Linked DNA regions of Homo sapiens: region 2 is linked to region 1. A link is a loop called in an ENCODE intact Hi-C map of the cell type or tissue named here. Cell type or tissue: ascending aorta. All regions are shown on one strand. Links, peaks and the distances in the headings refer to the core of each region. The heading gives the core; the rest is flanking DNA.

Region 1 (2,919 bases), core at 18-2,517:
TTACAAAAAATATACATTTGTCTGATTCACTACTGAATCCTCAGTGTGAAGAACAGTTACTGGCAGAGGCATGTACATACAAAAAAATTGCTGAATATATAAATCAGTTTGCAATAAAAAATATTTTGAGTATTACAAAATGCTAATTTTTCAGTTTTCTTTCTTCCTGATATAATTATTTGGCATACACTAACAGCTGAATTATGTTATACAGAAAATATATAATAAATAATAAATCTCTAATAATTATATTTTATCAATCTGGTCAATAACCAGAAACTTGATGAAAACCCAGGAAAAGTCACTGGATAAGCTGTTCGTGGTGGGAACACATGTTTAATTAAAATATTATATAGTTAAGTGTTTTATAGCACTCGAAAGTGTTTTTATAAATATAATCATAATGATATATGATAACCAGGACAGATAGCCAGCCCATTTTTCAGAAGAAAAAAACAAGGTTCAGAAAGTTTATGGGTTTTCTCCACAGGAGCTTAGGCCAAATCAAGATTCCTGCTCCTTTCACTTGTATAATACAACACTATAATACAACATACCATACCCAGCTGAAGCATTTGGCATAATAAATATCAACACAAACTACAAAAAGATAACAGGAGTTTTGTCTTTACTAACTAGCACAACCTCAACACTGTGTTTTGCTTTAGGTACTTATTTTCATTTAATCCTTGAAATACTTCAACAAAGATACTATCATTACCCCTATTTTATTGAAGACAAAACCACAGTTAAAGGTTAGTTCTGACTTAAGGTCCCATGGCTAAGAAAAACTGAATAAGAAAAACAAATTCAGTTTTTATTGTCAGTGTTTTTCCCCAACTCCAAAATCACCCCTACCAAAATATAAACTCCAGGAAACCAGGGATCTAATCTATAATGCATATACCAAGGGCTTAAAACAATAAGGAATATAAAGGTGCTTAACAAATATTTGGTGAATAAATGAATGAATGGCTATACAGCGTGTGCTCTTAAATACAGAACGACACTTACCTAAGCTGATGTTCCCTGAGATTTGATAATATTTCCATTCCATGAAGATAAGAATAAATAGTATTTAAGTCCTGTGGAACAGAAGAAAAAAATTAGATTATTTTTCAAATATGCTGTTTAAAATATAAGGCACCCCACAATTCTGATTTTAAGCAAACAACCACTTATGGCAAAGCAGTTAACTATGGAAAAATCATAAAACCTCTGAATCATAAAAGATTTGAAAAGGCAGAGAAGAGATCCCTCAGCTCTCAAAGGAACTCCTCTTCAACGTGACCAATGGCCTCTATTCATTCAAACAATGCCAGAACCCCAAATTCATTATTTTATATGAAAGTATATTAATTCATTATTTCACTTCTAAGCAGATGTAAACTTTCCTTCTTTAGTGGCCTCCAAATATTTGATATCCAATATCCTGGCTGACATCTCTAGAGATGACCCAGTTTATCAATATTCCTCTTAAAATATGACTTTCTAAAGAATTTCTTTCTAAAGAGACTCAAAATGACATAATCTACCACTAAATAAAAAAGATTTCCAATGGTACAATCCTATTGTTCACTCTGTGAAAGAGGTAGAACATCTTTCTCTATTCCTCACCCAGATAACTAGGCATTAAAACAACAACAACAACAAAAACCTCAAGATGACATAGTATAACCTCAACTAAGAGCAGTGGCATAGCAGAAGAAAGTGGAAAGAGTCTATAGATCCCTAACAGCAAATAGTATTGTACCACTGATGTCATTTAAGATTAAAAGCAGACAAGCTACGAGCTGATGGGTGCAGCACACCAACATGGCACATGTATACATATGTAACTAACCTGCACGTTGTGCATATGTACCCTAAAACTTAAAGTATAATAAAAAATAAATAAATAAAAAATAAAAAGCAGACAAGCTTAAATTCGCTATAAAAAACATACTTCCTATTTCCTATGAGGAATAATGCCTTTATACCAGGGCAAACTACTTCCAAACACTGCCTTCCCACTCTGATATACAACTGGCCAAGAAAATTATCAGATAGTAGTGGGGGTACTGGGGGAGAAACTAAAGACAACTTGTTTTCTAGTAGGTTAATAAGACAACACGGAGCCATTAAGAAAAGCAGCAAGCTAGGCTGGTCACGGTGGCTCACGCCTGTAATCCCAACACTTTGGGAGGTCGAGGCGGGCGGAACATGAGGTCAGGAGATCAAGACCAACCTGGCTAACACAGTGAAACTCCATCTCTACTAAAAATACAAAAAATTAGCCGGGTATGGTGGCAGGTGCCTGTAGTCCCAGCTACTCGGGAGGCTAAGGCAGGAGAATGGCGTGAACCCGGCAGGCGGAGCTTGCAGTGAGCTGAGATTGTGCCACTGCACTCTAGCCTGGGTGACAGAGTGAGACTCCATCTCAAAAAAAAAAAAAAAAAAAAAAAAGAAAAAGAAAAGAAAAGAAAAGCATCAAGCTGAGCACAGTGGCTCTCGCCTGTAATCCCAGCACTGTATGAGGCCAAGGTGGGTGGATCACTTGAGCCCAGGAGTTAGAGACCAGCCTGGGCAACATGGTGAAACTTGCCTCTACAAAAAATAATTTAAAAAAATTAGCCAGGCTTGTGGTACACATCTGTAGTCCCAGCTACTTAGGAAGCTGAGGTGTGAGGGATGGCTTGAGCCTGGGAAGAAGTTGCAGTGAGCCGAGATCGCACCACTGCACTCCAGTCTAGGCGATTGAGACTCCATCTCAAGGGAAAAAAAAAAAAAAAAAAGGCAATAATCTCTAATTCCAAAGATAACAACTGTCAATTAACCACAGTGAATTGAACAACCACATTTATTTCTGCTAAATCCTTACTAAAGTAACAGTGAAAAAGATATTTAAGTATATAAAAATAAAGATTTGAATAGGTTAAA
Region 2 (2,919 bases), core at 170-2,669, 70 kb after region 1:
CTCAAGCAATCCACTGGCCCTGGCCTCCCAAAGTGCTGGGATTACAGGCGTGAGCCACCATGCCTGGCCTCACTCTTAGTTCTTTAACAGATGAGTGACTATTCAAGGGAGGAAGATGAGATGAATAATCTTAACCAGAGAGAAAGGTGAATTTAAGGGTTTTCTGGTTTCCTCTTTAAACAAATGCTATGGTTCAGAAACCTCAAGCAAAGAGTCAGTTCTGAAACTCACATATCCCAAGAATATTCTCTAACCCAGGCTCCATGCAGAGCATTTTTACCTTGTTAGAGAAGTACTGCCTGAAGTACTATGTACACAAGGATTCTGTAGCTGTGTCCAATCAAGAAAAGACAAAGCACAATATCCACTGGCTTGCAAGGAGAGGAAAGGAGTAGTGGTAAAATGGAGCAAAGCTATAGTCGTCACACCACACACTTAACCATTCCTGATTTAAATCATATCTCTGGGGCCGGGCACAGTGGCTCACGCTTGTAATTCCAGCACTCTGAGAGGCCGAGATGGGTGGATCACTTGAGACCAGGAGTTCAAGACCAGCCTGGCCAAGATGGTAAAACCCTGTACCTACTAAAAATACAAAAACTAGCCAGGTGGTGTCGTGGGCACCTGTAGTCCCAGCTACTTGGGAGGCTGAGGCTGGAGAATTACTTGAACCCAGGAGGCAGAGGGTGCACTGAGCCGAGATGACACCACTGCACTCCAGCCTGGGCAACAAGAGCAAGACTCCGTCTCAAAAAAATAAAAATAATAAAAAATAAAAAGAAATAAAATAAAAAAGTAAGTCATATCTCTGAACTTTAACTGTTGTTCCTCTAGCCAGCACCCCACCCCACCAGCTCCCATGTTTGTAAAAGCCTATTTTCCCCTTCCATTCCCTAGAGGGTTGGGTACTCAGGATAGGCCAGAAAGGGCAGGAAGAGAGAGACTCATCCTTACTAAAAGGAAAAGAAAGGGCAACAAGTTCAGCCATGCAGTTCATTTTCACTTTTGAATCCATTCTAAACATGACTAGCCATTATGTTAAAAGCAGGGGAGGTGAGGGGGGCAGGACTAGAAATTAGCATTTCTATATTTATGCTATACTTCAAATTAAACCAGTAATTTCAGTGCCAAAACTATGGAGAATAGGGCTGGGCATGGTGGCTTACACATGTAATCCCAGCATTTGGGGAGGTGGAAGCAGGCTGATCACTTGAGCCCAGGAGTTCAAGACCAGCCTGGGCAACATGGCGAAACCCTTGTCTCTACAAAAAAATACAGAAAATTAGCTGGGCATGGTGGCGCGCACCTGTAATCCCAGCTACCTGAGAGGCTGAGGCGGAAGAATCACCTGAGCCCAGGAAGTTGAGGCTGCAGTGAGCTGTGATCGCACCACCACACTCCAGCCTGTGCAATAGCGTGAGACCCTGTCTCAAGAAAGAAAGAAAAAAAAAGGAGAATACAAAGCCATTAATTTCAACTTAATTCAATTTTTGAAGTTGTCAGTATACACATTTAAAATCCTCTATTTTTACTTTACAAAGCCCTCACACTTTTTAAAGGAACAAATATAAATAGGTCTCAAATAAATATAAGCTATAGATACTATTATGATAAATTTTCTCTTCTGGCTAACACACTGGCTCAAATATCACCATGCCACTGTTCTAAACTACTCCCATAATTCCCACAAATTACCAAGTAAGTTGAAATTGCTTTGGCATGGCAAGTGAGTCTTTCATGATTCCCACTTTACTTTTCCAGCTTTATTTTCTTATACTTATCCTCCTTCTTGGCAGTCAGAAGAAGAAATCATCCTTATTCGCACAAAGCCCCAGTTAAACTGGACCACTGAATATGCTCTGCACTTTTAACACCTAGACTCTTTACTCATGTGATGTCCTGTCCCTTTCCTCAATATCTCTGCCAGTCCATAGCTTCCCACCTAAGCATCCTCACTTGGACAAAAGTAGGCTCCCCTGTTGAACTCTCACTAAACTTTTCATTTCTCTTATAGTTCCTCCTTGAATTATCATTGTTGTCTGCATATATATTACCTACAGTCTTAGACTGTCGACTTCTTGAGGGCAATTTCCAAATCATTCATCTTTACAGCCTCTGTGCTTTTTAAACAGAGCCTAGACAGTCAACAAATGATTGTAGAATTAAAAAAGGATTTAAATGTCCCAATTTAAAAAATACTACTAATAATTTGATTTTAAAAAGGTCCATGCAATGGAATACTACTCAGCATTAAAAAGGAATGAACCATTAATACATACAAAATAGGTGAATCTGAATTATATTGAATGAATGAGATCAAAGAAAGTATATACTGCATGATTCCATTCATATAAAACTCTAGAAAATGCAAGTAATCTACCATGACAGAAAGTAGGCCAGTGGCTGCCTAGGGATGGTGGAAGAGGAACAGAGAAGTTGGGGAGAAGGAGATGGGGAGGAGGAGGAGGAGGAAGAGATTACAAAAAGGCATAAGGAAACTTTTGTAAGTGATGCAATATGATTACCATTTTGATTGTGGTGATGGTTTCAGAGGCATATATGCGAAACTTATCAAATTGCTTTATTTTTTTGAGACAGATTCTCGCTCTGTCACCCAGGCTACGGTGCAGTGGCATGATCTCGGCTCATTGCAACCTCTGCCTCCAGGTTCAAGGGATTCTCCTGCCTCAGCCTCCTAAGTGGCTGGGATTATAGGCGCCTGCCACCACGCCCAGCTAATTTTTTTTTTTTTTGAGACAGAGTCTTGCACTGTTGCCCAGGATGGAGTGCAGTGGCATGATCTCGGCTCACTGCAAGCTCCGCCTCCTGGGTTCACACCATTCTCCTGCCTCAGCCTCTTGAGTAGCTGGCGCCCACCACCACGCCCAGCTAATTTTTTGTACTTCTAGTAGAGATGCG

Evidence for each region. Peaks named below come from ENCODE experiments on the same cell type or tissue, not always from the same donor. Only the 100,000 strongest peaks of a DNase experiment are listed, where the experiment ranks them.
Region 2: a loop joins it to region 1, with 1.9 times the contacts of the local background. A loop is called at or near these places in 3 of 110 quality-filtered maps.

What each region holds. Positions count from the first base shown.
Region 1 is chr5:131,603,609-131,606,527 of GRCh38, forward strand. RAPGEF6 (Rap guanine nucleotide exchange factor 6) reads right to left here. Exons shown (of 28, transcript NM_016340.6): 2 at 1,015-1,085. Among named protein-coding and RNA genes, the nearest start is that of RAPGEF6, 30 kb to the right of the region's middle. In ascending aorta, for the core only: no CTCF peak of the experiment used is centred there; no DNase peak of the experiment used is centred there.
Region 2 is chr5:131,673,287-131,676,205 of GRCh38, forward strand. All of the region lies in intron 13 of FNIP1 (folliculin interacting protein 1), which reads right to left. Among named protein-coding and RNA genes, the nearest start is that of RAPGEF6, 40 kb to the left of the region's middle. In ascending aorta, for the core only: no CTCF peak of the experiment used is centred there; no DNase peak of the experiment used is centred there; H3K27ac peaks cover 1,703 bases.